Linked DNA regions of Mus musculus: all the other regions are linked to region 1. Evidence: chromatin loops called from intact Hi-C (ENCODE). Cell type or tissue: heart. All regions are shown on one strand. Region 1 has its middle 62 kb from the start of Gm23056. Region 2 has its middle 32 kb from the start of Gm23902. Region 3 has its middle 17 kb from the start of Gm23902.

Region 1 (8,000 bases):
CAACTTAGAGGAGAAAAGGTTCATTTGTCTTATACTTCGAGCTTAGAGGCCATTGTTGTTAGGGGCATCCCAGTCAAATCAAGGCGTCAAGGCACAGGTTGTGGCAGAAGCTTGAAGCAGCTGGTCACAACACATCTGCAGTGAAGTGCAGAAAACAATGTGTGTACGCATGCTTAGTACTCGGCTAGCATCCTTTGCCCTTATACAGGCCGGGACCTAAGCCAAGGAATGAAAGGTACTGCCCACTTCCACGGTGGATCTCCCACGCCAATTAAGGCAATCAAGACAATCCCCAACAAACATGCCCACAGACTAGCCTGATCTAGACATACAGCAGGAGAGTCCCAGTACCTAGGTTATATCAAGCTGGCATTTAAAATTAACTATCACACCAATTCATACTTCTTAGCATTTATCACCCAGGAAGCTCCAGTGACTGCCCTGTTTAAAGTGCCCACTGGGAGAATTCCAAAGTTCAAACTAAGATCAATAAAATATTTGGTGTGGCTAAGCCATTAAGCTCCTCTCAAAGCAGGGACACTTTCTTGAAATGGACCTGCACTGTCATGGTAGTTAAAGAGAATAATCTTTGACAGAATTCCCTATTCATACTAGGTCAAAGTTAACCTTCCTTCACAAGCGGCTTTTTTCAAGAGACCTGAAAGATGCCAACATGCTTCTCACTCTGGCGATGGGTGTGAGCACCACTGGCTGGTCTGCATTCATGACAGATCTGCCATTTGAATGACACGGCTCCTCCATGAGACCTCCTGCATCTTTAAGTCCTGGGCTAGGTCTGTGTAGGGCTCTATGGGAAAGAAGTGGGTACATCCTGCAGGACAGCCAGGGGATGAAGGCAGAAGTGCTGAGAGATGGACGGAGGTCTGACTTTGTGGCAGGAGAGAAGGGCACGGAAAAGGAGCCATCAGGATTAAGATATGAAGATACGAAAGAAAACTGGAGGCCTCTCCCAGCAGGGCTATGTGTGATAAAACAGATCACACAGAAGTAGAGGTGGAGAGAGAGTCTGTGGACTCCAGTGGTTTGTTAAAAACCTGTAAAGGGTTAGAGAGTTAACTAAATTATTAAGAGCATGTACTGATCTTGCACTCACATTGGGTAGCTTATAACTGCTGCAGGGGAACAGATGCCCTCTTGTGGCCTTCTTGGGTACCTGCACTCATGTGCACATACCTACATACACACACACACACTGACATGTAATTAAAAGCAAAGTATCTAAACTACCTACAAAGTTCCAGAACTCAGGAGGCATGGGACTTTTGCTCCTCTGTCTTTCCAGCTCACTAGCCCTTACACTTGCTGAAGTGTCCTTTTTTTCTTTACTAAAAAACTGCTGGCGCTTCTAGCACTACTCATGTGCTCCTGGTCCAATTGGATGTTCTGAGAGACAGGAACCTGGAAACCTCAGCAGATGTACTCCACTGATCTACTCGGGTTCCAGCTTCACCATTATACCTCTGTTCCTTCTCTTGTCTGTATCCAACCTTGCTTCCAGACTGCTGTTCTCACTGACCTTCAGCAGTGTCATCATCAGACCCAGAAGCAATAGGCTGTACAAATTCTACCATCTCCCACTGCAGCATATAATCTACTCTGTAGTAAATGTTCTGTCATGCCGCTCACGGGACTTCTTGGGACTCTAAGACAAGACAACTTTGTGCCACCTGTACCTAGGAGCTGTTCTAATTTTGTAAAACTTCTCATGAAAATTAGGTGCCCAAATGACCATCCATTTATTTATTTATTTATTTATTTATTTATTTATTTATTTATTTATTTATTTATTGAGATTATAGCACAATCACAACCTTTCTCCTCTCTCCAAGTTCTCCCATATACCCTTCCTTGCTCTCTTTCAAATTCATGGCCTCTTTTTAAAATTAATTGTCTGTTACATGAATATATTTATATTCCTGTATATATAACCTGTGCATCTGTACAATGTTATCTGTGTGTATGTCTTTATGGATGACTGCTTGGTATTAGATGGCCAACTGGTGAGCTCTTCCCTGGTGAAGGCTATTTCTCCTGCTCCCAGCTTTTCTCCGTTGCCTGCAGTTCTTTGTGTAAGGTTGAGGCCTTGTGAGCTTTGCCCCAGAAGTCTCACCATGAGTCCATGAACATGACTGCTCAGACATGAGCCCAACAAGGACTACACAGATGGACATGGCAAATGAGCTGCTTTGAAGGATTTTATATTTATTTTTTATGTGAGTACTGTTAAAGGCCAGAAGAGGGCATCAGAGCCCCTGGAGTTGGGAAGTTGTGAGCTATGTGCCCGGAGGTGCTGGGTACCAAACTCTGGTCCTCTGGAAGTGCAGCAAGTACTCTTAACCACCCATCTCTCTAACATCAAATGCTTGTGTACTGATCTTTACCTTACAGGTAGAGAATCAAAGCCTCCATGTGGATTTGAGATGAGGTGAAATCTACTCTTTTTCCCAGTCCCACTCTAAACAAATGCTGGCCCTCTCCTTCAGTTCATAAGAACAAAAGCTTCCTACACTTCCATGGGTGTGAGCAGATGTTCAGTGTGGGTGTGAGTGCAGTCGAGGGCTCTTTGCGGTCCCCACCAGCTGCCTCTGGGCTCTGCTCCGATGGCCCCCAGTGCCTCGCAGGGACCATTAACTCCACCCAGAGCCTTTGATTCTTGCTTTCAAAGAGTTCTGGCAACTTGACCCTTTCCTCATATGTCTTTGTTTCTTTACCCGTTTCCTTTCTGTAGGACTTTGCCAGGGTGCTGGGATATATTTCAAGGCTTCTGAAGGGGTCTAACCGACTGGAGGAGAAATTGTGAGAAGAGACTCACATTTGTGTGTGTGTGTGTGTGTATCCTGCATGCCCCAAAGTATCTTGCACACTTCAGTAAACCAGTCTGCAAGATCTGGAGAAAGAGAAAATTCCATAGCCCATCAGAATAGGCTGACTGAATCTCCCCTCTCCCCCTGTGAGTCTCTTATATTCTGGGTAAGTCTCTCTCTGTCTCTCTTGTAGGCAGATCCTGGAAAAAAAATACATGGTTCTCTCCCTTCATGTTCCACAGGGCATTAGGAGCGGGAGAGAAAACGCTCTAGGATCTGAGGGGTCCCATTTTCAAAGTATTCACCTCCACACCAGTGGTCCACTGTCTAGGCAGGTGCTGGACTTGTAGATTTAACCTAACTTGGACTAATTTCTTTTCTTTTTTTTAAATGGTGTTTGAGGTCTTGGGTGATGGCTCCATTGGTAATGTGCTTGCCTTACAAGCATGAGAACACAAGTTCAATACTCAGAACCTGTGTTAAAATTAAAGCATGGTAGTGTATGCTTGTAAACTCAGTGCTAGGGAAGTGGAGACAGGAAGCTTCTTGGGGGTTCCCTTAGCCAGCTGGTCTACCCTATTTAGCAGGTTCCACAAGAGATCCTCAGGAACATTAAGGTGGGTGGCTTCTAAGAGATGACAGTGGAGGTTGTCCTTCGGCCTCCAGATTTATGTTTATTCATGTACAATGTGCCTACACATACATGGACACACACACGTACACAAGCCTACACATACATGAACATACACATGTACACAAGCCTACACATACATGAACACACACACGTACACAAGCACACCTTCGTATGGAACCCACACGGGCTTTTTTCTTGTTATTATGCCATCAATAATAGAGCATAAGAGTTATGCACACAGCGTACACAACCTATGGTGTGCGTATGTTAGAAACCAGCACAGCTTTCTCATGCCACTGCTACTTCATAAGATTTGCAGCAATAGGTTGGGGTGGTTTGGGTTTGGGGAAGAGCTCTTGGGTGATTCCAGTGATTAGTGGAGTCTGCAAACAGCAGATGTCGTCAACGAGATAAAGGAAAGGCCCATATAACATTCAGGGGTTCTGCAACATGGCCAGTGAAAATGAAAGCAATTATCCAGAGAATCCCAGCACCAAAAAACCTCCTACATTTTTATTGGGATTATGCCTAACTTTCTGAAGCCTCGGGACAGGAAGCCCAAGTGCGTCCACACGCAGCTCCCGTGAGAGACGGCTGAGGTGGCAGTTTGAGCAGAGGGGGTGGCAATTGTGCTTTCTGGATGGTTTTGCTCCCTGTGGCCGTCACCCACTCTGGACATGCTGACAGCTCCCTCATTTCATACATGCTTATAGCTCATTAGTTTTCCAGCCCACAAGCTGTGAGTCTCCACTTTGACATGGAAAACACTGCCTGTTATTTATAGTGTGCCATGTTTGGGCTGGCCATCAGAAAATATATATTGAAACAATTTTCCACTTGTTTAAGTTTCTCCTCTCCTGTGGATTTTAGTCCTCTTTCTTTCTCCTTCCCCATCCCTCTTTCTCTGACAGATTCTCAGTCTGCAGTCTGTGCTGGTGTCAAATGCACAGTCCCTCTGCCTTAGCCTCTTGAATGTGTCCCCATGCCTGGCTCGAAAACTTCAATACATCTTTTAATAATATCTCATTTCAGGTTACTATCACTTGCATTATAACAGCCAGATGTCTTATCCTCATGTTTTGGGGGTCCACAGATTTACTTTTCCGCTGCATTGTTTCCCATACGACCAGTTGGCTCCGTGCTTCCTAACTTAAGTGTGGGAACTTTGGTCCTGCCTTTAGAGACCAAAAGGAATGCTTGCAGCCCCGTTTTGGGTCATTGTTCTAGGCTCTGCATTTGCTAAATGAATTTGTTTAATGCCAAGTTTCCCGGGAGAGAAGCTAGCCTATTTTAGTCCATCAAATTCATCATCTGCTTTTTATTGTCCTTGTGGATATCAGTGGGTTTAGAGGCCAACGACCCAAGTTACTCGAACGTCAATTGAGGACTGCCATCTAGTGGCCGGGCAACCTCTGTAGCTAATGATGTCTGTGGAACAACCTGCCAGAAAGGATCCAATTCTACCTGCTCCCTCGGCAGAGTCTTCTGACAGGCTAGATGCACCTTCCATTTCTGCTCTCTGATTCTTCAAAGTAACTGCCACAATGCCAGGGTAGCGACCTCCCTATGCCTTGAAGGAGGAGAAGTCATTCTCGTTCTGGTTGTAGTTATTTTTGGACCCGCCTTTGGGCAATGGTTTGAGCCAAGTTTTGAGAGGTTTAAAGCAAAAGTTTTAATACTATGCAAGGTAAGACAGAGGCTTGCAGTGGGGGCGGAGTCTCACCTGCCCAGCACTGGTTTTCTTTGATCTTCCTTCCTTCCTTCCTTCCTTTCTTTCTTTCTTTCTTTCTTTCTTTCTTTCTTTCTTTCTTTCTTTCTTTCTTTCTTTTAAAAAACCCTTTTATTTGAAAGATTTGTTTTATTTTTAATTATGTATATGTGTGTGCATCTGCTTGAGTGTGTGCAGATGAGTGACAAAAGAGAATGTCAGGATCCCTGGAGCTGGAGCTACAGGTAGTTGTGAGCTGCCCTTTATGGGTGCTGGAATCTTGGGTCCTTTAAAACAGTGGCACACACATGCATGTGTACACACACACACACACACACACACACTCTTATCTCCGTTGTTGGGCTCTCCTTGGTCTGGAGATGACTCAGACAGGAGTGACTGGCCAGTAAGTCGCAGGCATCCCTCTGTTCCCACTTCCTCAGGGCTGGGAGTACAGATGCATGCCACTGTGTCTGACTTTTCTTTTCTTTTTAAAATGTTTCTGGGAATTAAATTCAGATCCTAAGAGTTAAGTCAAGCACTTTACTGACTGAGTCACCCCCAGTCCCTGGGTGTGGGCTTGCTAAGTGTGACTCCTGCACTAGCAGCATTGATATTGCCTGTGACTTGTTAAGAACTCGCAGCCTCTTGGTCCCGGCTGGATGGGAAACTCTTGGGAAGAAGCCCAGAAATCGGTCGGAGTCTTAGCTGCTCCAGATGAACACTCAGCTTACAGCACTGTGCTGGGGAAAGGAGTCGGCTCTGGGCCCCAGGGTCCGACTCTGGGCAAACGGGAAGTAGATGGTCTCCAGGGTGCATTTGGTTCTCCACAACCCTCCTTCCTCTTCAGGGCCCTTTCCCTGTGCTATTTACCCAACAAACAGCATACCTTTATTAGGCGGATGCTACAAGCAAGCCATTGCTTCCAGTCGTGTAGAGAAGGGAGATGCTCAGAGAAAGGGACAGAGGACTTAGCTGTCATGACTTTGTTTTGTATGTGTTTCCATATGTCCAGGAGCGTGTGGAGGCCAGATGTGGTGACACAAACCTTTAATCCCAGCACTTTGGGGACAGAAGAAAGGAGATCTGTGAGTTTAAGGCCAGCCTGGTTTACATAGTGAGTTCCAGGACAGCCAGGACTAAATAGGAGATCCTGTCTCAAAAAAAAAAAAAAAAATCCAAACTAATTTTTCAAAAAAAATCTTTTGGGGAGTTAGGGGAGGTGTCACGGTGTCCATGCGGAGGTCACAGGACAACTTGTGGGAGTCAGTTCTCTTCACCAGGTGGGTCCTGGGCTTGTCCTCAGTAGCTAGGCTAGGAAAGAAGAGCTTACACCTGCTGAGATCTCACCCGCCCTCTACCTTATTTTGGAGACAAAGTGTTTTACTGACTTGGTGAGACTGGCTGGCCAGGGGTTCCCAGTGTTGGCATTACAATGTGTGGTGCCAGGCCCAGCCTTTTCTGTGGGTGCTGGAGATCTGAACTCAGGACTTTATACTGTCATCCCCCTTTACCCCCCATCCCCGCTCTCCAACAGTTGCCTAGGGGATGCCTCTGCTGCTCCCAGGACTCTGTTTAAAGAGAAGATCAGCAGAAGTGGGGTTTGATGGAGAACGTAGTACAGGTTTTTGGGAGATGAGTGTGGCTTCAGAGCTGCTTGAAACCTTTATAGCCTCCTGCCTGCAGCACTCAGGAGACATGCTTTGTTTTTAATTTTGTTTTGTTTTTTGTTTTGTTTTTCTAAATTGAACTCTAGTCCATTATAAAAAGATTAAAACAACATGCTGCGATTTCACCACCCAAAGGTTAGGCAATTCAAAAGCCAAGAGTCGACGTGTGCTTATTGAAAGGCCTTGGGGAAAACTGTCAATAGTTCTGGAAAGTTTGGCTGCCCGTTCAAAGACCTGTTTCATGCTCTGCATCAACCTGCCTGGATCAATACGGCCCGTATGTCGGCCAGCACATTTGCCTCTTGTTTAATTTGCCATTTATAAGTTTGGTCGGTCCAATGTGTCTAAGCAATTACAATGCAGAGAATAAATAAGCACGGCGGCCAATCAAACTGGATTTGCGGCACAATTAGACATCAAGTGCCCACAGAGCCGGGCATAGCACTCCACTCGCAGATGAGAATACAAATGTTTGCTTGTACATCAAATGAAGTCTCTTCTCTCTCCTGAATATAAATGGCTCCTGGATCGATCTTCCAGGCAGGCCCATGTGAGAGAGAGAGAGAAAAAGGCCCTGCTTTGTAAGCCGGAAGTCTCGCAGAGAGATGGTGCAAGGCAGAGGTCCCTACTTTTCTTCCTGTTCCTGTGGCAAAGCACTCTGACTGAAAGCAATTTAGGGGAGGAAAAGGTTTATTTGGGTTCCATGTCACAGTCTATCATGAAGGGAAGGTCCAGGCAGGAACTCAAAGCGACTGGCTGTGTGAGGTCCACAGTCAAGAACAGCGAGAAGTGAATGGACCCTTGCTGCATGTCTCCTTGCGTGTCACCCAGCTAGCTTTCTCTAGAGTCTAGGGTCCCACTGTGAGCGACGAACAGTCAAGACAATCCCTCACAGATGTGTCTACAGACCAACCTGATCTACGTAGTTCGTCAACTGAGACTCTCTTCCCAGGTGACTCTAGGTTGTGACAAGTTAATTAGAACTGTCACAGCAGTCTTGCAGAGTACCAAAGACAACTGTCCCCACCAGATCCTTTGTATATTATTGCATCTCATTTGTTATCTGTAACTCTGGGTCAAAGCAGACATCTTCACAAGTAGCTGGGGAAACAAACAGTCTAAAGGGGCACGGATGCCTCCTGTATAAACTCAGCATCTGTGTT
Region 2 (8,000 bases), 370 kb before region 1:
AAGAGAAAGAAATGATGTTCTATGGCCTAGAGAAACATCTTCCTGAGTTTTTTTTTTTTTAGCTCAGTTTGTCATTTCTACTTAAGGTCAGCCTTCCCTCTCCTCCATGTCCTTCTCATCAGATAGTCTGTGCTCTTGTCAGACAGGCTCGCTTGCAGGTTGTGCCCTGAGCTAACCCCAAGTGTGTCCTTGCGCCCCTCCCTTTCCTCACGTTTCCTCATTGGGTCACCATTCCTCCACCTGTGATGTCTTCTTTCTTCACAGCCCATACTTGGTTTGTTTGTTTGTTTTTTAAATGTCTGGGTGTTTTTCCTGCATGTACGTCTGTGCACCACACGTGTGCCTGGAGTTCACAGAGGCCAGAAGAGGGCATCATCCCTGGAACCGGAGTTCCAAATGGTTGTGAGTTGCCATGTGCAGGCTGGGCATCAAATCCTGCTCTTCTGAAAGAGCAACTTGTGCTGTTTACTGCTGGGCCATCTCCCAGCCCCTTCAGTCCACCTTAAAGCCACTTAATATTTCTACAGTATTCCTTTCTTTCCTCAGCCCACTTCTGGGTCTGTCATAATTTGTCTTTTCTGGTTCTCTCATCTGTATTAGAACGACCTGAGTATATGTTTTATTTTCTCTATCAGATTTTGAACAGCCTAATAGTTTCCTAAACATGTCGAAGTGGAGTGATTGACTGAAAGGATAGACTGAATGGGACCCGATAGACTTGGTGCCAGATGCCAACATTCTCTGCAGATGTGGAATGACAGTGACAAATGCCAAGGCAGCTCTTTGACTTTTGTGTGGTCTAGGGTCTCAGGCTGAGAGTTCTCATATGATTGAGCATGGAATTGTGGGTAGACCAGGAAGACCAAGACTAGGAAAGAGTGGTGTGAGATCAGCATAGGTAGTAAAGCAGGCTACGGTTTCCAATCCTCCAGCCCTCTTGACCCCAACAGTTGGCAGAAGGAGAAAGATTAGATTTAAAAAAAATTGAAACAAAGACTTCAATGGCTCAGGCTGGTCTCAAGTTCTCATTGTAGCAGAGGGTGACCTTGAACTTCTGATCATCCTGCCTCTATTTCCTGAGGGCTGGAATTATTAGTATGTGCCACCATTCCTGGTTTACAAAGTGCTGAGAATAGAACTCAGAGCTTCACGCACATTAAATAAGTGATCTATCAACTCAGCTATATCCCCAGCCCCTTGACTTCTTATTAACATATAATCATATCTATAACTTATATGTAAACAATAGGTGCTGTTTTAAGGCAGCTCTATGGCACACACACATAACATCAGGGCATTAGGATTTCCATCTTGTTGATGTCTATATTTGCCTATGAATGTCTCCCTTCTACTCCATGGAACATATAATAGATTATTGTGATGGCAGCCACAGAGCAATAGAACACTTGAGCTCATTTCTTCTAGATCAATTGGAATTCTAATCAAGAAAGGGGCTTGATGGGGGCTGAGGACACAACTCAGTTGGCACTGTGCTTGCCAAGCATACCTGCGGCCTTGGGTTCAATCCCTAGCACCATGTAAACTAGGCCTGGTGGTGCGGGACGGTAATCCTAGAACATGGGAAATGAAGGCCGGAGGATGAGAGGTTCAGGGTCAATCTTGGCTGCATAGTGGGTTTGAGGCCAGCCTTGGTTACATGACTCTAACTCAAAAACAGCATGAAAACATAAAAATAAGGTGGGTGGGGGTAGGTGGGCAGGAGGAGGTAAACTTGGTGAAGCTCACTGAGAAAAGAGTAAGCAGTTGAGTGGAGCTTCAGGCTTTAAAAGGACTCAACAACATGTATTTCACACAGTGGACCTCAAAGACAAAATATCTACCTATACTGTGAGGAGATAAGAATTATCCAAACATTTTAAGGAGCCAAATCAAACCAAGAAGGCCTTCGAGATGGTCCAGTGGATAGAGGAGCTTGCCATGAAACCTGATGGTCTGAGTTCAATCTTAGAGATCCACCTGGTAGAGGAGAGAACCAACTCTTGCAGGTTGTCTGACTTTTACCCAAGTGCCATAGTGCATGTCCTTAGAGACAGACAGATGCACAGATATAATAGAATTTGTTTTTAATGAAAGCAAGCCTGTTCTTTTGTGTTTGTGTGTGGTGTGTATGTATGTGCACCTGTGTTTTCAGATGCATGGGCCAGTGTATGAGAATGCAGGGGCCAGAGCAGGACGTCTGGTGTCTTCCTCTCTTGCTCTTGCCCTTTAGGCTAGGCTGGTTAGCCAGTGAGCTTGTCTGGACTTCGCTTGTCTCCAGTCCTCTGCACTGGGGTTGTAGGCATGCTTGGCTATGACTGGCATTTACATTAGTCCCGGGGAATCAAACTCTTCACGTTCTTCATGCTTGCACAGCAAGTGTTCTTACTAAGCCATTTCCTCCAGCTTGAGAAAGATGTTTTCAGTGGAGAAAAAGCGATTAGGGCCGATTTAACAACACACATTGATTTATATGTTCCCTAAGTCACTATGCAGCAAACACTCCACTTGTGTTGATAGTACAGCTACCTTGACACCTTCAGTGACGTAGTTATAAAGCCAGACAGCTGAAGCAACTGTCCAAAATCGTCAAGCTCACGTCTTGCTAAGGCTTGTTTTGCCCCTATCTAGCACAACCTGTACCTCTGCATCTATACTTAGCAATGCACCTGCTAAGCTCCTTCATCCTTCAGGAAATGCCTCTACTTCCCGGAAAAAAAAAAAAAAAAAAAAAAAAAAAAAGATGCAACAAACTGCAACGCAAAATCCCAGCATAGCCAGCTAACTCCAGATTGAACTTTGGCTCCTATTCTAACAGACACCACGGTCAACTTCACAAATGACGTTCTCACACAAATATGGAGAGCACGTGCCATTTGGCTTCTGCTGTGTATATGACGCGTCTATTTGTGTTCTGAGATGGGTCTGTAAAGTGCCCGACAATCAAGCCTGAGGTCCTGGGTTCAGATCTCCAGGACCCTCATAAAGAGTCGAGTGTAGTGGTCGTGCTTGCCTGGAACCCCAGCACTGGGGAGGCAGAGACAGGTGGAATCTCACTGGCTTGTCTGTCCTGCTGACTCTGAGGACGAGAATAACCGTGGATGATACCCAGCGTCACTCTTGGCTTGCCACACCTGCTCAGGTGCACCTGTGTACACACACAGACATGTATGCCATACACAGGTATTCTTTTATGCATGCCTACTTTTTATTTTATTTTATTTTATTTTATTTTATTTTATTTTTTGGAAGTTCCTTACTACGCTAAGATTAAACCTCATTAAAGCGTTTGGAGGTAAACAACAACAAAAACTGCTTCTCACCAAAGCCTCCCTTTCCTTCTGCCAAGCAACAGTCACTTAACAGACCGGACCGGGAGTGAATAGGAAACGCTATACTCCAGATACTGTAATGAATAACCTCTGAGGGCCTGAACGCCTCTCTGTTCCCACAGACTGCTATCCAAAGAGCGCCGCTCCAACTCGGAAGGGAAGGATTTGCCCCGGCTTGGAAGGAAGTAGAATAAATAGAAACATAAGTGGCAAGGTCACCTTTAATATCATACGAACAGCTTCTCAACAAGCCTCACAATTGCTTTGTTTCTTCCTGCTCCTGTGCTATAAACAGGCAGAGTGCAGGCAAACTCTTAGAACACACACAGCGAGCAGAGGAAGCTCCCAGAGTCCCGAGGAAGGGGGAGGCGGCGGGCTCCCGGGACCACGAGGCATGCCAGGGTTAACAATTGTGTTAATGCTGCGGTGGCCAGAAGGGAAAACTGCTTGTTTTGAAAGGAAGGAGTTATATTGTCTTAAATTCCTGTGTATAAAATATAGGACAAACAAACTCCAGTGGGAATCTTCTATTGGGCTCTGTGGGATACTGTCTTCCCACTCGGCTTGTCTCTACTCCAGGTATCACACAGCGCTGATATGAAAGCGAGTCTTGAAAAGCCATCCTTAGGACCTGTTCAGTTGGGATGATAAACACCGGGTGGGCTCAGCACCGGGTTCCTCTGCAGAGGTCTTTCTCTCTTCACGGTCCTTCTTTCCTTCCTTTTGTTCTCTCTGTCTCTTCTTCTTTTCTTCCTCCCTGTCCCCCATTCCTTTCTGATTTTCACTCCTCCCTCTTTCTCTTTTGACAGACAGGCTCTCTAGCTAAGACTGGCCTCAAATTCAATATGCAGCAGAAGAAGACCTTGAATGTCCCTGCCTCTACTTCCCAAGCGGGAAGTTGAATTACAGACCCATACAACTTGCAGCTTGTTGGGTGCTGGAAATGGGACCAGGATCTAGTGCTTGTTAGATAACCATGCTCTCCTAACTGAGCTATAGCTCACCCCACCTCCACCTTTCTCTCTCCTTCTTTTGCTCATGTTCATTCCTCTTTTGTCTCCTATCTCTCTGCAGGCTGTCCTTTCCCTTTAAACGTCTCCTGGTTGAGGGGAAGCAAAGACTAGCTAGGTATGCAAAAGACCCCCAAACCATAAAATTATTGTTTTCATTGCTACTTCATAACTGTGGTGAATTGTAATGTAAATACTGATATGCAGGATATTTGATCTGTGACCCTCAATGGGGTTGAGACCCACAGGTTGAGAACCAACACTCTAAGAAGTCTGGATGCCAAACAGATATCCAGTAGGTCAGGGATTTCAGTGCTGTGGCTTTCAGGGATTCTTAGAGAATCCAGTATCTCTCTCATCTTGGAACACTGTAATGAAAACTGCACTTGCATTACTGTAAGAAGAAGAGGTGCAGAATTTGGACTGGGCTTTCAGTCCAAGAGAGATGACTTCGTACCTCTGGGATGCAGGCTATCAGGCATGTGTACTAGGCGACGTTGAACTGGATGCTGTGAATTGCTACTTGTCACTCCGTATCGTCTCTATGCTCAGCAAAGGCATTAGGTCCTCATTGTGTATTTGGTTCTATGTGCTGTGCTAGAGACTGAACCCAGGGCCTTAGACATGCCAGGAAATGCTCTACCATCAAGCTATAATCCCAGCTCCCTGAAACCTATTTATTTATTTATTTATTTATTTATTTATTTATTTACTTACTTACTTATTTATTTTTGTGACAGGGTCGAATGTATCCCAGGCTGGCCTCAACTTCTCTGTATAGCCAAGGATGACATTGTATCTTATTTATTTTACTGTTAATGTATGTGGGAGACGATCTTTCTACCTCATTAAGGTAGTCTCTCTCTCTCTCTCTCTCTCTCCTCTTTCTCTCTCAAGACTTGTTTATTTTTATTTCATGTGTATGAAGGTTTTGTCTGCATCTATGTATTTATATCATGTGAGGAGGCCAGAACTGGGCATTGGATCCCCTGGAACTGGAGTTACAGATCATTGTGAGCTGCTATGTGGGTACTAGAAACTGAACCCAGGTGCTCTGCAAGATCTGCAACTGGTCTTAACCTCTGAGCCATCCTTCCAGCCCCAGGGACTCTGTTTTTGTCACACTTTGTACTCCAGGATAGTTTGTCCTTCAACTTCTGGGTTAATCTACCCCTGCCTCTCACTATGGAATACAGGAATTGCACAGGTACACCACCACATTGGAATTTGTCCTTGAGTTCTTGATCCTCCTGTTTCTCCCTCCTAAACTCTGGAATTACAGATATGTGCCACCACCCCTGGTTTCTATGTGGTGCTCGGTATGGAAGCCAGGGCTTTGTGCATGCTGAGCCATTACTCTATCAACTAAGCTACATTAATTAGTTACTTACAATTGCAAAATGATACAGTCTCAGCACAACGTATGATGAATTGGAGTGAACGACAATGGAAACCACTAGACTGAGCCAGAGCTATTGAGTGGCCAGTTATTTTAATCTGCAGATAACATGTCATACATAACAAGAGATTCTTATCTCTGTCTGGAAAGTGTGTTAAATTAAGCAGACATTGTGGATTAGTCTAAAAGTTCTAACAGATGTGATGTACTGGAGTGCTGTGTTAGCATGGGTCTGAAAAGGGTAGGCATACTCCACCATGCTCCTGCACTAGAGGACATTACCCCCAACTGTGAGAAGGGTGTGGTGAGCGAAGAATGGGCTCTTGCCTTTGTTCTCTGGCTGCCTAGAAGAGCTTGGCTCATTTGCTATAGGGAACAATAAGGAGTCTCACAATGTATTGGACCTATGGTTGAGTGCACAGGAAAACACACACACACACACACACACACACACACACACACACACACACACACATACACACACACACACACAGAGTGTATACCCACTTCAGAGCTGAACATTTTCTTCACCTTAAAAAAAAAAAAGAAAGCATGGGTTGGGAGCTATGGAAACATTGCTTAGTTATTATAGTGTTTGCCCTGCAAGCAAAAGGACCAGGGTTTGCTCCCGAGAACCCACATAAAGATGCTGGGTGTGTTGACGTGTGCTTGTAACACCCAGGAGATGAGGATAGACAGATGCCTGGGGCTCACTGACCATCCAGCCTAACCTATTTGTCAAACTCCAGGTCAATGAGAGACCATCTCCAAAACATGGTCAGTGGCCATGCCTGAGGAATCAAATCCATGGTTGTCCTCTGGTGTCCACATGTAAGCAGGCATACATGCAATATGCAAGCAGCTAATACAGACAGAGAAATTTATCATCTAGTCCATATCATCCAGTCCAATATTGTGTTTCCTCTAGGGACAGCAGCACCTCATCCAAAGGCATCAACTACATGACTGCACTACCTGCCTTCTACTGGTGATGTGCCCTGGCTCCAACCCCCTTCCCCTTTCCTTTGTAGTTCTGTTTCTGAAAAGAATCTAACATCGCTGACTTCTTGGTCAAAAACCTGCCCCACGTCTATGCTATGTGATTGCATGAGCTCGATCCCCTGTTCATTAAGACTGCCCCATGAAACAGAATTGATGAGCGCTCAGGGGCCATTTGTAGCATTTGCGATCCACAGGCATCGGAGCTTGATGCATGACCCTCATCTCCTTGGCCTCCTGCGCAATGATGCTCATCTGTCTTAGTTAGAAAGTCAATTAATCTTGACCTTAGCCCCTGGGGTGTGGCTCTCCATTCTCTCACACACTCTCTCTCTTCTCAGAAGCACTTCTTGTTCGAGTCTGTGCTCCCCCAATTTCAATCACACCCAGCCATTTGTCTTCAAATTATACTGCTTTGATTTTATACAAAATCTATATTTCTAGCATTATATATTCCCAGGAAGTTCTTGTTCTGAGCTGTAATTTAATTATAAGGATCATTAAGGCGCTGAAGAGTGCTAACGGGCAGAAAGGGAGTTAACAGCACATAAGTTATTAGGAATTGCACATTGCTGTGCATTTCGACATCTCTCCTAGGATGTGGGCATTTTGTCGAAAGAGGGTTTGTTTTGAACAGTGACAGTGCAGAAGACGCTCTTCTTTCTGCTTTTATTTTTGTTGTTGCGGCATGCATTACAAACCATCAGTTATATTAGTTAGGCAATGGATTTAGCAAAACTATTGGCTGTGAGTGGCACATGCCTTTAATATCATACTTGGAAGGCAGAGACAGGTGGATTTCTGTGAGTTCAAGGTCAGCCTGGTCTACAAAAGGAGATCCAGGCCAGCTAGGACTGAATAGTGAGACCCTGCTTCGAAACAGAACCAAATAAAACTGTCAGAGAAAACTCATTGTATCAGGTGATTACTTTAGTCCAACCATGCACGTGCCTCTCTGTATTTCATTCATACTTTCTCTGGATGTGAATGTAATTAGTATTTTACAATGAAAGCAAAATTCCCAAGAATATCTTTTAAAAGGTGTGTGAAGTGTGTGTGTGTTGCTGGAGAGATGGCTCATTGGTTCAGAGCATGTATTGCTCTTGCAGAGGGCCTGAATTCAGTTCCCAACACCCATATTGGGTGACTAACAACCACCAAAACTGGAGCTTCAGGGTATCCAATGGCCTCTTCTAGACTTTAAAGGCACTGCACACACACAGTACACAGACATATGTAAAGGCAAAACACTCCCTTATAAAA
Region 3 (8,000 bases), 350 kb before region 1:
CTTATAACGAGCTTCTGTCCATTGGAACTCTCTGCTCCTCTTGCCTCTCTTGTCTCACATCCTCCACATGGAGCAGTGGCCAAGAGCCTTTCCTCAGAGCCTCTTACATCATTTCTTCTCTTTCCCCAGCTGCTTGTCTTGAGGGCCCTGTTTCCCCACTGCCACCTCTGGTCTGTGGTTGAGGCTTGGGGTCCTCCCACAAGGGATCCCCCATAACACTGACATCATCTCGCCTTTTCTGAAAAGCAGAGTTGTTCTGTTTTGCTCCTCTAAGTTTGCTAGGCCACTGCCATCGCCACCCGTTGGCTTTTCTACAATCTCTTGGTCTAGGTTCTTTCAAACCTTGCATGATCAGTGGTTTTATGTTTTGCTTTTGTTTTCTCTTTTCTTTTGGATGGGGTCTCTTGTGCCTAGGAAGGCCTCTGGAAGATGATCTTGAACTCCTGATCCTCCTCCTTCCTCTTCCTTCTCCTCCTCCTCCTCCTCCTCCTCCTCCTCCTCCACCTCCTCCTCCTCCTCCTCCTCCTCCTCCTCCTCCTCCTCCTCCTCCTCCTCCTCCTCCTCTTTCTCCTTCTCCTCCTCTCAACTGGGATTACAGGTGTATACCACTATGTCCACTTTAGGCCTGTGCTAAAGATGGAGCCCAGGCTTTTGTGCATGCTACTAGTCAAGCACTCTACCAACTAAGCCACATGTCTAGTCCCCTGATATTCTTGATCACAGTTTTTTTTTTTCCATTTTATTCGCTCTATATACGGTTGCTAAGTCTCTCTTCCTAGGGTGTGGTCGTCTGTAGGCATATACTACCTGCCTGGGATTTGTACCTCAAATCCTCCAGGCCACTAATAAATACTTCATTTCTCTCTTTCACCTGTCTTACACATGTAAAAGCTGGATGAAGTCAGGTGTGACGGGCACACCTGTAATCCCAGCATTTGGGAGCTTGTGGAAGGAAGACGCAAGCTTGAGGCTAGTCTGAGCTACGCAGTGAGACACTGAAAATAAAACAAACAAAAACAAAACAAAGCAAAAAAAACAAAAAACCAAGGCAGATTGTTGTACGCCTTTAGTCCCAGACCTTGGGTGTCAGAGGCAGGTGAATCTTTGAGTTCGAGGCCAGCATGGCCTACAAAGTTCCAGGATAGCCAGGGCTATACTAACAGACCTTGTCTCTAAAAACAAAAATAGAAATGCAAATAAACAAAGAAAAAATAAAAAAAAAACCCAAAAGGTAGGGTGCTGGAGAGATGGCTCTATGGTTAAGAGCACTTGCCGCTTTTACAGAGGACCAGAGTTGTGTTCTAGTCAGCCCATTAGGAGGCTCACGAGTACCCATGAATCCAGCCCCAGATCATCTTCTGACCTCTATTGTCTGACACACAGCAATACTTACTTGGGCATATGCATACATACGTACATACATACACATACATACATACATACATACATACATACATACATACATATATACACATACACAGAGAGCAAGATAAATCTTTTCAAAAGGTTGAACACATATGTCTCTAAAATCATCTTTCAAAGCTCCACATAGGCAAAATGTCGAAACTAGTTGCGGCGGGGGTGGGGTGGGGTGGGGTGGGGTGGGGTGGGGGGGCGATGTTTTGAAAGTTTAGCAATTAGTGAGAAAAATTCTCAGCTATAAGTGATTTTATTTTCACCTAGTAGTTATCATTATTTAATGCATTCTGGCTTTATATTATTATTTTTAGCCAAATAGAAAATAGCTCTGTGGGAGGGAAAAGGCAATGCTTTGCTTCTCTTCAGCCCCACCCACCTGCCTCAGATGGGCTGTGATCCCTCCGTCATCCTGGCTCACTCTCAGCACTGGGTAGAGCCACTGCCAACGGTGGTGCATCTGGCACAGCATTGACAAATATTTGGATTTCATACCTAACTGGCTGATATGGCAGCTGCTGTTTGAAGTAGAACTGGTTAAAAAGTTAAATGGCTAGTGAGATCACTCTCTTGATAACATGTTTTCCTTGAAGCAAGCATGAGGACATGTGTTCAATCAAAAAAAAAAAAAAAAAAAAAAAAAAAAAAAAAGGAAGAAGAAGAAGCTGGGTGTAGGATCTAGAGCTTGCAATCCCAGCACTGGGGAGGCAGCAACAGGCAGATCCCTACGGCTTGATAGCCAGCCTGCCTAGTTTACGTGGTACACTCCACAGCAGTGAGAGACCCTGTCGGAAAAACAGGATGGATAACATCTGGGAAAGGACAGCTGAGGCTGTCCTCTGGTCTTCACATACATACATACATACATAAGCGTTTACCAGTACACACGTGCATACACACACACATGCATATGCACACATACACGCACGCGCGCACACACACACACACACTCTCTCTCAATTAAAACAGATAAAAGATAGTCCTCTGATTCAGGTTTGATTCCCTCTTGTGACCTACATTGCTTCCCTGTGACTAAAGTTTTAACAACATCTTGTGGGAAGATGGTGAGGATAACGAGAGAAACAGAGATGGCTGGCCGTTTCCCATTTACGGTATACCTGGATTTCTATACTGCCTGTAAGTGCTGAGACACCAGTGGTCAGCAGGCAGATGATGCTGTGTGATGAATCCACGTATTCCCCACTAATAATACGATAGAAAGAAATAGTGAGCTTAGTGTTATCTTCACACCCTTATCCCTCAGCAAATAAGGAGTATTAATTGAGTGATATAACAACACTTTTATCCACGCTGAAGAAAAACCTCACAGATTCTCGGTGTTCTTTCTTCAAAGGGAGGAGACCCTTTCCTGTTTTTATACTCAATGGTTTCTAACTATAATTTGCAATTTCGTTTCCCAGAATCCAAATCTGATCCTGAACACGGAGTCACAGAGCGGATGGTGATGGGTTAAATGCTTGAGGCTGGAGGACAGAGAAGCATCCAGAAACAGTCTTCTACACTGTGCTCTTGACGAGTTGGCTGACACCAAAGAAAACCTTTCAGTCCTCAATGAATTCCATGGCAACTATAGCCTTGGAAACTTGAGAGGCATGGGGGCAGGGAAAGAGACCCCGCTGGGATGAAGATAAGATGACTGAACCAGGCTGCCATTTGATGCTTCGTGCTTGGGTTGAGAGTGAAGGGCGCCGGCGGGGGAGGACTGACTGCCCACATCAGCCACAAGGATGATCTCATACCAGCCAAAAGGCTAGCCAGGGGCTTGGCAACCAGCTGGCGGATGAATCAGGAGAGAAGAAGGGACTCTGAGACAGCACCTTGGTATTGGGGTGAGCCTAGCCAGGAGTTCTGGTCCTTCCTGGTATAGAACGCATCTCTATCCACAAAAGCTTTGGTTCCAAATAATGCCCATGCGTGTATTGTAACGCAGGCGCGGTGACTACAGTGGCTCTGTAATAGCCTTTTGTGTGAACGACAACAATGGAGGGGGAGAAATCAGGACAGGGTTCCCAGGGCAGACTGGCGGGTGCGGTTGTGTTTCCAGGCAGGCTGCAAAGTGAGCGGAGGATCTGCTCGTTGCCAGGCAACCAGACGCTGCATGCTTGCTCTTGAGGAGCGCCCTGAATGACTTCGGGAAAGCCAGAATCCAGCGTTCACAGGACTGGCTGGGGCACCAGGAAACAAAGTCAGGGGCTGAGGCAGTGGATACGTGAGGTGAGGGATAGGTCTTGTATCCTTAAAGAGGAGGTCATTAGGAACTCCCTTCTTTAAATCCTCTGAGTCAGTGCCCTGCTTCGGGCCTGCGTGTAGACTGCTTGCAGAAGTTCTTCCTCCTCTTGAAGCTTCCAGCCCAGATGTTGCACTCAATTGTCTGCCTATTGTGTGAAACGCGTCAGCAGTCCGAAACAAACAACAAAAACAAACCCGCTTCAAGTGGCCAGCTGAAACTCATTTATGTAGGCCGGAATATTTTCCAAAGTAGGACTACCACGCACCTGGAGGCCTGCTTTACAAAAACAGCTGCTAAGGCAGTGTGGTTCTTGGCTCACATGGAGAAGGACTAGGGAAAACGGAAACTTCGGAATTGCGAGAGGAAAACACAGGGGAAACACTTAAATGTACAGACAGAGGCAAGATATTCTGAAAGGGACTCGGCGAGGGAAATAAGCTCAAGAACTAACAAATAGGATTGTATGAGATTTTAAGGCTTCTGTACAGCGGAGGAAATAGTTACCAGAGTGAAGAGGCTGTCTAGAGAATGAGAAAAAAAAACTTTGTGAATTACACATCCGACAGTGGATTAATAGCCAGCATTAAAAAAAAAAAAATCGCAAGAATTAAATGTCCCAACCTCCGATCTCCCATTCAGTACATGGGCTAACAAAATAGGCCACTGCCAAAAGAAGAAACACAAATGGCCAACCAAGACTTGGAAAAATGTGTATATGTCCTTAAGCCATGGGGAAATGCAAATGAAAACTATGTTGATATTTCATCTCAAGACAATCAAACTGGCTAGTATCAAGGAGACAAGGACAACAAACGCTGGTGAGGTTGTGGAAGGAGGAGCCCTGTTCACTGTCAGTGGGGCTGGAACTCACTCTCCTATGGAGTCAGCATGCAAGTTCTTCAACACCAAAACAGAACCACCACATGACCCGTCTGTACCATTCCTGGCAGATACCAAAGGACCCCCAGGCAGAGCACCACAGTGATACTGGCACAACCCTGTGTATTGCTACACTGTTCACGATAGGCAGGAGATAGAACCAGCCTAGATGTCCATGAACAGATTAATGAATAAATAAAATATGATATATATATGTATATATATATATGAGTTTTACGTGGCCATTAAAAAAAATGAAATAATGGCTTTTGCGGGAAAAATGAATGGAACTAGAAACCATCTTCAATGAAATAAGCCAGGCTCTCATACCCAGGACCTAAACTTAAAATTATATATCTATGTATGTGGATAGGTATGTGTGCTTATATATATGTATTTTCAAGTTGTAAAACTAGAAAGGGGATCAGGGGTTTTGGGGAGTATGGGGGAGTAGAGGATGGCAGGGTGTGGGGGTTGGGTGGTACTTATCTTAATCTCAGCACTCAGGAGCCCCAGGCAGGTGGATCTATAAGTTTGAGGTCAGCCTGGTCTATAGACAGTCAAGGCTACACGGAGAAACCTTGTCTTGGGGGAGCGGGGGACGGGGGGGACGGGGGGCGGGGAGGAGAGAAAGAAAGGAAGAAAGGAAGGAAGGCAGGCAGGAAGGAAGGAGATCATGACAGGGTAAGAAGAGATCTTAAAGGAGGTGGGAAACAGAGACAGGGATACTTGTAATAAAAAAAAGGGGGGGGGGCAGGGCTACCTAAGGAAAGGGACCTAGTAAGAGTGGAGGAGGGTTGCCGGGAGGGGGCTGGAAGGGAAGGAAGGCAGTTGGGGAGGGGAATGGATAAGAACAAAGTATAACAGCTCAACTGGATGAAGATTCCTGGGCAAAACCAAATTCTTTGTATGCTAACCAGAACTGTTAATAAAAAGTAAATGTAGATCCCTTTAGCTCCTTGGGTACTTTCTCTAGCTCCTCCATTGGGGGCCCTGTGATCCATCCAATAGCTGACTGTGAGCATCCACTTCTGTGTTTGCTAGGCCCCGGCATAGTCTCACTAGAGACAGCTATATCAGCGTCCTTTCAGCAAAATCTTGCTAGTGTATGCAATGGTGTCAGAGTTTGGAGGCTGATTATGGGATGGATCCCCGGGAATAACAATATGAACTAACCAGTACCACCCCCCCCCCCCCCGAGCTCGTGTCTCTAGCTGTATATGTATCAGAAGATGGCCTAGTTGGCCATCAGTGGAAAGAGAGGCCCATTGGTCGTGCAAACTTTATATGCCTCAGTACAGGGGAACACCAGGACCAAGAAGTGGGAGTGGGTGGGTGGGTGAATGGGTGGGGGAGGGTGTGGGGGACTTTTGGGATAGCATTGGAAATGTAAATGAAGAAAATACCTAATTAAAAAAAAAGAAGAAAAAAGTAAATGTAGCTAGAATCAGAAAGAGAGCATATATATAAAACACCTTTTAGGTGGGATGCTTGGGTCTGGATGTTAGACCCGGAAAGGAAGGGATTTGTGGGAAGGCATACCAGTCAGAGTTTGGTGTGATGTGAGTGTGTCACAGACACAGAGCAGTGTTTTCTCTTAGTATTGTTGACATATGGTCCCAAGACCTCCCAAAATGAAATAGCCTACTACTACCCCACCCCTTCCATTTTGGTAATTAAGCAATTAATATCACACAGTCTGGAAACAAAATAACATTCCAAGAACACAGAACTCTTTGACCCTGAGGGTTGGGTAGAAGAATTTTCTCAGTGTCTTTTGTTTTTGTTTTTAAATATGGAAATACCAGAACAAATAATCAAAACCATTTTATCCTAATAGGGAACTAGACAATTCTTGATCGGCTTATGTTTAACCACACACCCATATTTGTGGACACACACATACACTCCCTCTTCCTTTCCTGGTCTAACATCTTAGACCAAACAAGGCACATGGGAGGCTTTGCTTTTACAGACAGACATTGGTATTGCTTCCCTGAGCTTATTAGTTGTACAAACAGAGATGTTTCTTTATATTTGTCTAGAAGAACTATTGCATTTCAGGCAGGGCACTACAAATTATGAAAAAAAGATAGGGAGGGCAAGGGTGTGTAGCTTAGTTGGTAGAGTGCTTGCCTAATCCAACTTGAAACCCCAAGTTCCCTTATCACTTACAATCCCAACTCACGAGGTTGAGGCAGAAGAATCAGAAGTTCAAGGTCACCTTTAGTCAACTACACAGCAAGTTCTAGACCAGCCTGCGATAGGTGTGTCCTTGTCCTAAGAAGGAAAGAAAGAAGGAGAGCAAGGGAGAAGTTAGTTCTAGAAATCTGATATATGGCTGGGCAGTGGTGGCACATTCAGAAGGCAGAGGCAAATGGATCTCTGTGAGTTCAAGGCCAGCCTGGTCTACAAAGTGAGTTCCAAGACAGCCAAGGTTACACAGAGAAACCCTGTCTCTAAAAACAAACAGACAAACAAACAAACAAACAAACATATATGATATGGTATCTGCTTATAGCAACACTGTATTATACATTGATATGTATGTATGTATTTATGTATATATTTATTTATAGACAGAGTTTTACTGTGTAGCACAGGCTGATCTAAAATCGGCAACTGTCCTACCCCAGACTCCAGAGTCCTGGAATTACAGGTGTGCTCTGCCACACCTGCCTAACATAAATTAAGAGGACACGAGAAGAGTTCTCGGAAGGGGAAAAAAAAAAAACAACAACAAAGTGCTTGGACATGACGGGCAGTCTTTAGGTCGTTGTGGTGATGACGTTATAGATAGACTCTTCTGTGTTAGCTGCTTTTCTTGCACCCATGACTGAGATCTGACAACGAGCAACATAAGGACGGAAGGGTTTGTTTTGGCTTTCAGTCAGTATGAGGTATAGCCCATCAGAGAGGAGACCTAAGGGCAACGGGGTGTGTGCAGTTGGTCGCAGTGGCCTCCATAGTCTGGAAGCAGAGAGAGATGAAGGCTGGACTTTCTTCTCTTCAGTCAGCACTGGACCCTGGAACATGGAATGGGGCCATCCACCTCCAGGGATCATCTTCCCTCCTTAGTTAGACCTTTCTCGAAACACCTTCACAGCTATGCCCAGCAGTGTGTCTCCATAGTGACTCCAAATTCTATCAAGCTGAATATCAAGATTAACCATCGAAGTTTGTGTCCAAACTCACATTGTGTCCACATTCCTGTGTTCTTGAGCAAGGGACTCTCCTTTACATCACTCTGTTTCTTCTCCCTTTATGGTCTCTGTAAACCAAGCACCTGGGGTGAAGATGTGCTTCAAGTCAGAGGATGGTAACAGGTAAGGGCTTCTCAGGCTGCCCAGACCACTCTACTTTGGTATACAAGCATCTGGGTGATTGTGATTGGTAACTGAGGGAGGGTGTGAGGTGGGATAACCTTTGACACTTTCTTTCTTTCCAAGACAGG

Evidence for each region. Peaks named below come from ENCODE experiments on the same cell type or tissue, not always from the same donor. Only the 100,000 strongest peaks of a DNase experiment are listed, where the experiment ranks them.
Region 2: it touches region 1 in a loop (3-fold over the local background); 4 of 42 quality-filtered maps call a loop at or near these places.
Region 3: a loop joins it to region 1, with 3 times the contacts of the local background. A loop is called at or near these places in 2 of 42 quality-filtered maps.

The regions. Positions count from the first base shown.
Region 1 is chr1:128,819,562-128,827,561 of GRCm38, forward strand. No RefSeq gene overlaps it. Among named protein-coding and RNA genes, the nearest start is that of Gm23056, 62 kb to the right of the region's middle. In heart, a CTCF peak has its summit at 4,863 (motif pointing left); a DNase peak (open chromatin) is centred at 4,860.
Region 2 is chr1:128,453,603-128,461,602 of GRCm38, forward strand. No RefSeq gene overlaps it. Among named protein-coding and RNA genes, the nearest start is that of Gm23902, 32 kb to the right of the region's middle. In heart, no CTCF peak of the experiment used is centred here; DNase peaks (open chromatin) are centred at 2,869 and 3,679; H3K4me3 peaks cover 421 bases; H3K27ac peaks cover 793 bases.
Region 3 is chr1:128,469,134-128,477,133 of GRCm38, forward strand. No RefSeq gene overlaps it. Among named protein-coding and RNA genes, the nearest start is that of Gm23902, 17 kb to the right of the region's middle. In heart, no CTCF peak of the experiment used is centred here; DNase peaks (open chromatin) are centred at 3,528 and 3,878; H3K4me3 peaks cover 1,035 bases.